Linked DNA regions of Homo sapiens: region 1 is linked to region 2. A link is a contact called in ENCODE Hi-C or POLR2A ChIA-PET data. All regions are on one chromosome and are shown on one strand. The core of a region is the stretch at or near the end of the contact, and the rest is flanking DNA. Distances in the headings are between cores, read along the strand shown. Region 1 has its middle 110 kb from the start of AP1S3. Region 2 overlaps ACSL3 (acyl-CoA synthetase long chain family member 3).

Region 1 (5,988 bases), core at 1,057-3,556, 810 kb after region 2:
GGTCTGAAAATAGAGTTGAGCTTAGTGTTGACTACTTAGTATTGTTGCATGGACCAGTTGTTATGAAGACCAATAAATCATTGTTTTCTTATGTAAAATACAGATACATAATATTTTATAGGTAATATTTAATAAATTGCCTGAATAATTTTTTTTTTTTTTTTTTTAGATGGAGTCTCGCTCTGTCACCCAGCCTGGAGTGCAGTGGCGCCATCTCGGCTCACTGCAAGCTACGCCTCCCGGGTTCCCGCCATTCTCCTGCCTCACCCTCCCGAGTAGCTTGCTGGGACTACAGGCGCCCACCACCACGCCCGGCTAATTTTTTTGTATTTTTAGTAGAGACGGGGTTTCACCATGTTAGCCAGGATGGTCTGGATCTCCTGACCTCGTGATCCGCCCGCCTCGGCCTCCCAAAGTGCTGGGATTACAGGCGTGAGCCACCGCGCCCGGCTGCCTGAATAATTTTTTAAGAAGAATTTTATACGAACCTTCCTTTGCAGCATGCATACATCATAGTGAAGCGGTTTTGTTGTCTGTGGTAAATACCCGGGGTTTGTCCTGCCATGCCAGGAAAATTTAGGACACAGACACACATGAGGAGTTTAGGAGCAGAGGCTTAATAGGCAGAAGAAAGAGAAAGGAGAACAGTTCTCTCTCCAGTGAGAGAGAAGTGCTGCGGAGAGAAAAGACTGGTCGGCAGCAGAGTTCACTGGATTTTATAGGCAGGCTTGAGAAGGCAGTGTCTGATTTACATAGGGCTCACAGATTGGTTCGATCAGGTGTGATGTTTACATGGCATGCGGAGAAGGCTGGTCACCACCCCCATCCTGCCTATCTTATTATGCAAATGGGCTTTCAACTTGGCTGGTGCCATCTTGTCTGCTCCTTACTGTACACGTGGCTGGCAAAGGGAAGGGAAGATGAAGCTGCCATTTTGAACATGCCTAGTCCCAGATAGTGCTTTTCTACTGGGATTCATCCCTGCAATCTTCCAGCTTGCTTGTCTATGTCTGCAGCTTGATTTTACAAGCTGTTGTTTGTTAGAAAATGATTTGGGGCTGCTTTTCATTAAAAAGGAAAATCTTATCGAGGACTCCAGTACCCTCACTATCTGCCTAAGTAATTTCTTCTTAACTCCTATATCAATAGAAGTCAAGAGTAAAATAAGAGAGACTAGAGTGACTGCTGTCCACCCAGTGAGAAAGGAGCATGGTTTATTCTAGGGTATTCACAGTGGAAATAGAGAGAAAGAAACAGAGAAAGAATTTGTCTTAATACCAAATTGTATCTCATGGGGGATGAAAAGAACAGAGGATTCAAGGATGACGCCTAGACTTTTTGGCTTAGATAACTGTAAACGGTAGTCCCTCCTAAGGGAGACAAGGGAGGAGCATGCTTGAGGTGAAAGTCATGAGTTTGAGTTCGAATGTGAAGTTTGAAATACCTACCAGAACTTCACATAAAAGTGTAAAGCACAAAGTTATATATGTGAAGAAGGAGAAGGACTAGAGATAGAAATCTAATTAAGAGTCATGGACGTAGATCGTGTATAAAGCTGTGGAGATCGCCTAAGAGACGGAAAAGGGAAGAGGGCTCAGGCTGCAGTTGCTAGACTTCTCTGGCTAATTCACCATGCCTCTGTGCATCTCAGATTCCCTGTCAGTTCACTGCAGGCAAAGCAATAAGGATACATCCTGTCTCAGGCTGGAAGGATGTAGGACTCATACTCTTCCTTTTGCTTCATTCTTGTTTCCCTGCATTTCTGGCAGGTAAGGAGATATTTTTATTCTTTTCCCTAACAGATTCTCAAAAAAGATCAAATGATTGCTGAGGGCTTCCTGGAGCAAAAGAGACAATCATTCTTAGCTCACAGTTCAACTTTCCTTCCATTGAATCCCACACATGTACCCCTGCAGATAAAGCTTCAGAAAGGGCCTTATTCATTTTCCTTTCACAATGTTCATGATAGTAGGGCCAGCAATGTTACTAACCTCTTTATGTAAACCCAATAAATTTGATTTGACATTTGAGCATGGAGAAGTAAATAGGCACAAAACCTTATCTACCAGTCACATAATCGTATCTGAAAATTCAGTTTCAACACCAAGATTTAAGAGAACCCAGCAGATCTTTTCGTCAATGAATCCACAAGTATTTACCGGGTGCCCTTGGGGTGCCTGGTACTGGATGCAGCTGCTTTTGTGAGCAAGCCAGCAGGTTCTCTGCCATGAAAATAGAAATTTAATCACTTGTCCATCCAAGCATTTCCCTTCAGCTTTTCCAGGATGCTTTTTTGTGAATGACTAACAGAATAGCTGCTGCAAAGACAGCCTGCAAATTCCAGCCGGAGGCCCTGGGAGGAAAGATGACTCACCCACGCCTGACGTCAAAGCCTCCCTTTCTTTCAGAGGAGTAGGAAGAGAATGGCAATGGCCTGGGTAGAATGACCTAAATGCCCTCCTGAGTCCTGTGTGGGTCCTGCTTCCTCTTCCCCCACCTGGCAATGATGATTTCAAACCAAAGAAAGTTTAAACTGTCAAACTTGAACTTCACTGTCAAGTTAACTAAAAAACTAGAAACAGAAGCCTTCCTTCCTGTCAAACAATGTCAAATCCTTATTATGAGTTCTTTTTCACTGGAAAATATTGAAAGCATTTCTTTTTTTTCACAGAGTGTTTTATATTGATTTGCATCTTAGTCTGTTTGAGCTGCTATAATGAATACCATAGACTGGGTGGCTTCAACAACAAACATTTATTTCTCATCATTCTGCAGCCTGGCAAGTCTGAGATCAAGTTGCTGACAGATTTCGTGTCTGGTGAAAGCCCTCTTTCTGGTTGGCAAGTGGCTATCTTTTTGTTGTATCCTCACTTGACAGAGAAGGGGTTGGGAGGAAGGAGAGCACACTAATCTCTTTTTATAAAAAACACTAATCCCATCCTGGGGGCTCCATCCTCATGATCAACTCACTACCCGCCAGCGGTCCCACCTCCAACTACCATCACAGTGGAGGTTAGGGTTTCAATATATGAATTTGGGGTTGCATTCCATAACAATTTGCTTACAACATCTCAACAGTGGCTGAGCGTGGTGGCTCATGCCTGCAGTCCCAGCACTTTGGGAGGCCGAGGCGGGAGAATTATTTGAGCCCAGGAGTTTGAGACTGGCTTGGGCAACATAGTGACACTGTGCCTCAGAAAAGGAAAGAAAGAAAGAGAGAAAGAGAAAGGAAGGGAGAGAGAGAGAAAGAGAGAGAGGGAGAGAGAGGGAGGGGGGAGGGGAGGGGAGGGGAGGGGAGGGGAGGGGAGGGAAAATCTCAACAATGACCTTTTCCAGTCTGCCTTTCACATCAGGATTTCCAAGGACTTTCCCAGATTATGCAAAGGGCCATTTCACTGTTCACTGTGTTCGTTATTCAAACAGAGCTTCAGGTATGTCAGGGCACCCACGGGGTACCATCATCCAACAAAGCTCTGACATCCCTGTGCAAATAGTCAAATTTCAAATTTGTCCTTGGAAACTTTTTGGTTGTCACACAATTCAGCCCCCAGGTATTTGTCCTGGGGTCTCCCATGTAAGCTATTCTCTAATTTAGTAAGCCCCTGAGCAGTGTCATCGAATTCATTCTAAATCTTTCTCTTTTCAAGGAGCCTGGATAGCTAATTCACCAGCGAAACCTAAATTGTTTACGACCACCACAAATGGGCTATTTACCTCTGAAGTCCTGATGCAAGTCATATGTCTGGCTACTCCAGCACCTACTAATCACTCAGTTCTTTGAATTTTTATTGCATAAGAGTCCTTATCCCTCTTTTGGGCATTTTTGGATATATTAACTTTTCATTGCATCGTACAATTTGTTTTGCAGCTGTTGAGGGTGATAGATAAACTTACTTAATCACCATCTTAATTTTTGCTTTTGGTTTTTAACTCCGAGTACCCATCGCAATGCCCTAAACTAAAGGTTTACCCAGTAAGAGTTTATTAGGTTGAAATGAACTTACATTTTGGTAATTCTTGGAACTATAGTCTAATGGGATAAATTTAATGGTAGCATTTCAGACGTTATAGCAGATGAGCAGCAAAGATAATTTGAGATTACAAGGACTTTTGGAACCCCCAAACATAGCCACATATATGCTATTGATGTGGAATGCTGGCCCTAATTAGTTTGATGCTGGTCCTGCCCCAATTCAGGCCTCAGTGTAATATTATCACCCAAACTCACACAGGACTGTTCAGTAACAGGAAACCAATTATAAGGTACCAAATTAGAATGCGAGAAGGACTTGGCCTATGAACTCTTACACCAGCAGAGGGCACTTCCTTCTAGCATGCAAGTCGGCTAAGGAAAGCAAATTAGAATGAGAAGATGCCTGATGACTGCTGGATACGAGTTACACAGAGATATTTTCCAATAAGCTATGGAAAGCAAATGAATGGCCCTTTCCTTCTCTAGAAGGATAAATCTTTGCTCACTTGGAATTGGAATCCCAGTCCTTTGGGAAATGCTTAGAGTAAGCTGATAAATTCTTATTCTCTGACTCCCTTTCTAAAGTTTATATGAACCGGCCGGGCACGGTGGCTCACGCCTGTAATCCCAGCACTTTGGGAGGCCGAGGTGGGTGGATCACAAGGTCAGGAGTTCGAGACCAGCCTGGCCAAGATGGTGAAACCCCGTCTCTACTACAAATAAAAAATTAGCCGGGCGTGGTGGCAGGCGCCTGTAGTCCCAGCTACTCGGGAGGCTGAGGCAGGAGAATTCCTTGAACCTGGGAGGCGGAGGTTGCAGTGAGCCAAGATTGTGCCACTGCACTCTAGGCTGGGTGACAGAGCGAGACTTCATCTCAAAAAAAAAAAAAAAGTTTATATGAACCTACATCTTCTGAGTTCCACATTTTCATCTATTTCAAATCTCCTTGTCTTTCCCCATTGTCTTTAAGGGGACATCCCTGTACTGTTATTATTATCACTCATACTGAGACTCTGCCTGTTTTAATCCTGGGGAAAATTTCAATCAAGCGTTTGTCTGATAGCCTTTTAAGTCTTTCTGATATTCAACCCGGAGTCTCCCAAATTCGGGTGTACACCAAGAAAGTGAGGGATTTCTAGGAGTTCATGCTAAACAGATTCAAACTCCAGGCATCTACTGGGGGAAAAAAGGCGGTGTTATAAATAATTATTGTGGATCAGAAATAGACAGATTGTTCTTGGTTATTATAATACAGGGGATTATAATTTGGGTGCAGTAAATCCCCAGATGAAGCATGGGGTAAGTGTTGGAGGCATGCTGGCACTTCGATTTTAGTTCTGTGGAACTCAACTTGTGATGGTAGTAATAATAATCCCAATTACAAAAACTGAGGTACAGAGAAGTTAAATAACTTGAGTAATATCACAGCTTGTGATAAAGCTAAGATTTGAACTAAGTTCAGTCTGGCTCAGAAGTTTCTCTGCACTTCCCGCTGTTATCTTGGGCCCAAGTGTTGCTGCCTCTCAACTCCAGGAACCAGCAAACATATTTCCATGGACTAGCTGTTTGTTTTCGGTAGGTTTTTCATCTCTGTCAACAGTGGTTTTAAAGTAAAATAAGAAAAGTGAGAGTTATCTGCATGAAATATATCTTCAATTTTCTTGAATGTCTTTTCCTCTTGTGTATTTACTTCCTTATCCCATTCCTGAAATAAATCAAGTCAACTAAACTTTGCAACATAGTGTGTATAAGCTGATCTTCCTACCGCCTTGAATGAACTTTCATTTTCTGGCCCCACCATCTGTCCAACGTACTTCCCACTGTGCTTTCTCTCCTTCTTCTCTTCTCAGAGGTCTGAATGGCAATTCTTTAGGGCCCTCGTCTTAGTCCTGAAACTCCTCAGAGGCCGAGGCCACCCCTGGAAGGTTCCTGCTCCAAGTTTCTAGTTTCCAATAATCCCAACATCTTGCCTTTGTGTCCTAAAAGTGACAACTGCTTTATGCTGTCAATGCCTC
Region 2 (5,461 bases), core at 1,496-3,995:
TGGCAGTTGCATGGTTCTTAAAACATTTCTTTTCAGAAATATGGAGAAACCTGCCATTGTTGATTTGAAACAACGGGCAAGATGTTCTCAGAGGCAGTGTAACAGCGATTAAGAGCCTGGACTCCAGACCCAGACTATAGGTCTGAATCTTGGCTTTGCCACTTAACTGGCTTTCTGACCCTGGAAAAGTAGGTTAACTAATTCGCCTCAGTTTCTTTTTCTGTAATATGAAGATAATGATCATTACTGACACTCAAGAGCCAAGCTGTTCTAAGAGCTTTACATATATCATCTTAAGACTCACAGTTACCCTATGAGTTAGTTGTTATTATTTTCACTTTACAGATGACAGCACTGAGGCACAGATAGTTGAGGTAACCTACCCCAGGGACACTACAGCTAGGGAAGCTGGGACTGGAATCCAGGCCTTCTGGCTCCAGAACTCATACCCTCCATTCTTCACTGATCACAGCTTTCATGCTTGTGAGGATTGAGTGTGTGTGTATATATCTGCAATGTGCTTAGAACAATTTGTGGCACTTAATGTAAATGCTCTAGCTTTTATTATTAGATTACTATTATCTTGAGAATTCAATGAGGAAAATTATAGTAGAAAATTCAATGAGGAAAATTAGATCGTGGAATAGTGTGTTTCACTGGTAGTATAGAAATGGCGTGAGAATGCCGTTTATGAACTTGGATATGTGACTTCCTTATGAGCAGTTCTTGAAACTCTAGTAAGTTAAAAATTGAAGATAAAGTATTTTTTAGAGGGGGTACAGTGAAGTGATGTGTAGTTGGTTGATAATTTGGTTAGGTAATAGGTTTAATATCTTTTAACCATTTCCAGCTACTTTGATCCCCAACTGGCTTTTTTTCCTGTCAGTTACAAGGAAACCGTCAACTCTTGAAGGAGAGTCCAAATAACTGCAACTATGGAATGAAAAACTCAGAGCTCCTCTTTTACTGGAGGGCCAGAGGGATGTTGCTTAACCTCCTCTATATATGGCCCATTAATTTTGCCACTTAAACAAATTTCATACATCATTTTCCTCAAAACATGAAGGAGATGCCAAGCAAGTTGATGTCAGTAATTCCTAGAAACTAAAAACATTTTAACTTGACAACAGAATATGTAAATTTCCTCACGTTTAAATAGAGTAGTTGTGTATCTTGTTTTATCTGAAACCATCCTGATTTATACTTGTTGCTGTGACATTAATAGTGCCCCCTTACAGTCTCAAAAGTGCCCTAGTTTGGATAGTTATGTGGTCACCTTATTTTTAAGACATATTCCCTATTTCTTTTGCAGACTTAGAAAAAACTGAATTTTTTTCTATTTAAGATCTCGCTGAAGTTAATAGCACATTTCTAGAAATTGAAATCATGAGTTAAGCATGTTTGATTTTTCTTTTCCAGCCTATGGATTGTAATTTCCAAAACATTTTATCATAATGAAGTTTGCTTTTGTCATATTTACATATCTGGCACTGCCTTTTTTTTTTTTTTTTTTTTTGAGATGGAGTTTCACTCTTGTTGCCCAGGCTGGAGTGCAATGGTGCCGTCTCAGCTCACCGCAACGTCCGCCTTCTGGGTTCAAGTGATTGTCCTGGCTCAGCCTCCCGAGTAGTTGGGATTACAGGCATGCGCCACCACGTCCGGCTAATTTTGTGTTTTTAGTAGAGACAAGGTTTCTCCATGTTGGTCAGGCTGGTCTCGAACTCCCAGCCTCAGGTGATCCGCCCACCTCGGCCTCCCAAAGTGCTGGGATTACAGGCATGAGCCACAGCGCCCAACCAGCACAGCTTTTTATGGCACTCTGTTCTTGAGTCTGTTTTTGAGAAATCGGGTAGTTATGAGAAGGTACTGAAAACAGTACATTTTTATGTGCAAAAGTTTTCTACTTTTCTATCTGCTTATAGATTCATTTTTTTGTCTTTGATATGCTATTTGAATTCAAAGGTTGGATTCTCTTTTAGTCTAAGCATATATACAGAAGTCTTATGTTTCAGGAAGCTTCGTTTTTCTCCGGTATCCCACACATATTTTATTCATTTTAATGTGGCTAGTATTGTCTTTCAGTCGTCATTCGGTATGTACAGCAGCAAACTAGTTCTCAATTGTGTAAAAAGAAGAAAAGCTTATGTGGTGAATATGAAATTTCTTCCTAATTCGTGTATCAGTATAACTGGACAAAATAAAATCCTAGAGCTATGATAGTTGTTTCCTAAATGTGCGTGTGTAAGTGTATGTGGCTCTTTCCTGCTTATCTTAACCATAGTGCCTTTGTATTCAATGATTATTCAACAAAGTATGAAGTATTTGAACTCATAAAAGTTAGGTGAGACAGACTGTTTTTTAGCAACTTTTTCTGTCTATAGTTCATTACTGTGAAGTTTTATTTAGTTAGTAAAAGGAGGTTTTGAATTTCTATATGTCAGAAGATCTGCCTACTAGCATTTGCTATGAAATTGGCATTTGTGGTTCATCAAACTTTGTTCAGAAGGCTGTGTCTAGACTGTGTCTTGGGAACATGTTATAGTTTTCTTTAGGTTCATTGGGAAAGTAGAATTAATTTTTAGATTTTGCATATAATAAATGAAACAAGTAGTTTCTCTTGGCCATACTCAAGAAGAAAGTGTGCAGTGTCGCTGGTTAGCTGAGGCTTTAGTTTCTGTTCATTCTGTGTTGCAGCTGTGGCAGTGATCTGCAGACTGCAGAGTGGGTATCTCAGCTGCATGTTAAACATGCTAGGCCTTTTTCGTTTTCCCCTCTCTTGGTTTCTTGTTACACCCATTGCATTGCATCAGTAGCAGCATCTGCCTAGGGTGTTGAAAAGGGGAACTTTCACAACTGGTGGGTTAAGCTGTGTACTTTCTGCTATTAGTGCCTGCTAGCTGATCAAGCTCAGTGAAGTGTGTCTTCATTAAATAGTTTCCATATTTGAAGATAATCTTCAACTGGAAAAGAAAACGAATGTTGTAGCAATATTTAAAATATTTTTTGAGTAAGACTTTTGGGGATTAACCCCAGAATGTTGTATCTGATATGGTTGAAGGAAAGATGCACAAGCCTTATTTCAAATTAATGAACTTTGAAGCTTTGTTTCCATCTTATCCCAACAGTCTATTTTGAGGTCCTGAGGGGAGGATGAGTGGATGAAAAAAGGCAGTGGCGATGACCCTGCTCTCGTTGTGTCCAAGGTAGAGTAGCCACCAGCTTCACTACGACCAGATTCTTCCTTGGGGGACAGAAAAACAAAAGGCACTTGGTTGCTTGGCAGGCCTTTTCAGGGTCCTTTTAAGTTTCATATGGTTTTATAAAACTGTAGCAGAGTTAAGAGCTGGAACCTGTGTCAGCATCACCTGATTCCAGTGTTCCCAGCAGTAAATGCATTGCACTAACGTCGTCTTGAAATGAACAGTGAAATGATTTCAGGACAACCTTAAAATACATGTATACCTGAAATAGAACAAAGCTGCAAAGACTAAAAATAGAAACAGAAAAGAGTACAAGCTGGCTCATATACTTTGTGAGCCATCAGAAACACTTGATTTTTTCTTAGATATTTTATAAAAATAAGAAGAGAATGAGGGATTATGTAATATGGTGCTTAGAGAAGACTTCACTATGACATTCCTTCTAAATTGATCCAAAAAGATAATAGAAACACTCATTTATGTCCTTGTAAGTTGACTTAGCTTTCTTTTCCTCTTTCTTAATGCCGTCTTTTGTGTTATTTCTTAGTCACATTTTTTTACCCTGTTTGTGTATGTGTATAAAACTTATTTTCTGATTTATTAGGACATTTGCATCATGCTATATGTAACAAATTATGGTCAGTCTCTTGGCTGGGATTTGTGGGTTGGTTATTATATTACTCTTCTCTTAGTTTCCCCTTCCAAACTGTCCCTCTCCTTTCATCCTATTTATTAAAGGCACTGCTGCATACCAAATTGTTGAAGCCAAAAAATCAGGGGTGTCTGATTTACATCCCTTACAGCCTCCCCCCGCCTTTTTTTTAGCAGGCCTCCTTGCTTCCACACTTGCCCCCAACTGTAATTCACTCACACACAGCATAAAAATGATTTTTCACAATTGTTAATCAGGCCACCTTACTCACCTGCTTAATAAGACCCGGACTTCTTTCTACAGTGCAGTTGAAGCATTGTGATTTTATGCTTAATCTCTGGAATGAGTTTGCCTGGGTTCATATTCTAGTCCCATTACTTATTAGTTACATGATTTTGAACAAGTTATATTTACTCTACATCTCCATATTCTCATGTGTAAAATAGGGATAATAATAGTAACAGTTTTTTACAGGTATGGTAAGAGTTTAATAAGTTAACACTTGCCGTGTCCTTAGCATGTAGTAAGCACTAATAAAGGTTAGTTACCCTCATTATCATTATCATGATTATTACAACTATCCAGATCTCTTGAATATTTTTACTCTGTGGCTCCCCTCAGAATAATTTTTTCATAGTGATCTTCAGTTGCAGAGAGAATGGTTAAATGAAGCCAGGTGTACTTTACTGAAGAAGACAGGAATGTGTGTAATTTTGAAATATTTCTAAATAGTGAAAGTAAAACAAGTCCTAGTGCTTAAAGAGGTTTTCAGTAGGAGACAAGATTACCACCTGTAAGTAGAGAGAAGGAAGGGTGGAAGGTGTGTGTGTACGTGTGTGTGTGTGTGTGTGTGTGTGTGTGTGTGTGTGTGTGTGTATTTTGAGACAGGGTCTCACTCTTGCCCAGGCTGGAGTGTAGTGGTATGATCATAGCTCTCTGCAGCCTTGAGTTCCTGGGGTCAGGTGATCCTTTTGCCTCAGCCTCCTAGGTAGCTGGGACGACAGGCATGTACTGCACGTCTGGCTAATTTTTACACTTTTTTAGACATGGGGTCTTGCTGTGTTGCCCAGGCTGGTCTCGAATTCCTGGCCTCAAATGAGTTGCCTGTCTCAGCCTTCCAAAGTGTTGAGATTACAGGCATGAGCCAGTGCACCTGCCCAGAGGAGGCTATTTGAATAGAGAGAAGGTTTCAGAGGTATTTCAGAGGGTGAGAAAACGAATAGACCAGGGATGTATGATAGGATTGCTTCAGGGTGTTGAGGTCCTAGATTTAATAAGGTTGGCTGTTCTGCAGCAGTGTTCAATGATATTGGCAAGGAATAAATAGTTTAATCTTGTCTTGGGCTAGCCATAGGGACAAAGTTAGGATTAGAAACTTTTCCAGCACAAATCAGATACAATATAGAGTGGGTAGTGTCCTCTAAATGTAATATTTATGAAAAACATAATTACTAGATGATTCAGTGGTTTAAAGAATTAAAATCATGAGATTCAGATTTCGTTTTATATTTTATTTTTTACATATGTGGAAATCTTACGCTCATTTGATTCCTTTGCCACATGGTGGCATCATTGCATGAGTTTACATATTTAGATTATATATCAAACA

The links. Hi-C counts contacts between places; a loop is a spot of excess contacts on that map. ChIA-PET counts read pairs that join two places held with the same protein, here RNA polymerase II (POLR2A). Pooled maps may share reads with other maps.
Region 1: a loop to region 2 is called in a pooled map, with 4 times the contacts of the local background. The contact joins two enhancer-like sites. A Hi-C loop is called at or near these places in 1 of 37 single-sample maps with no recorded cell type and 2 of 50 pooled maps. POLR2A ChIA-PET finds 5 or more read pairs at or near these places in 1 of 52 experiments (activated T-cell).

The regions. Positions count from the first base shown.
Region 1 is chr2:223,723,370-223,729,357 of GRCh38, forward strand. No RefSeq gene overlaps it. Among named protein-coding and RNA genes, the nearest start is that of AP1S3, 110 kb to the right of the region's middle. RefSeq lists enhancers at 1,926-3,125, 2,821-3,488. Within about 2 kb of position 2,307, at least 25 of the 41 ENCODE cell types and tissues checked have a DNase peak (open chromatin) inside an H3K27ac peak, as active enhancers do.
Region 2 is chr2:222,909,551-222,915,011 of GRCh38, forward strand. All of the region lies in intron 4 of ACSL3 (acyl-CoA synthetase long chain family member 3), which reads left to right. Among named protein-coding and RNA genes, the nearest start is that of ACSL3-AS1, 7.3 kb to the right of the region's middle. Within about 2 kb of position 2,746, at least 6 of the 41 ENCODE cell types and tissues checked have a DNase peak (open chromatin) inside an H3K27ac peak, as active enhancers do.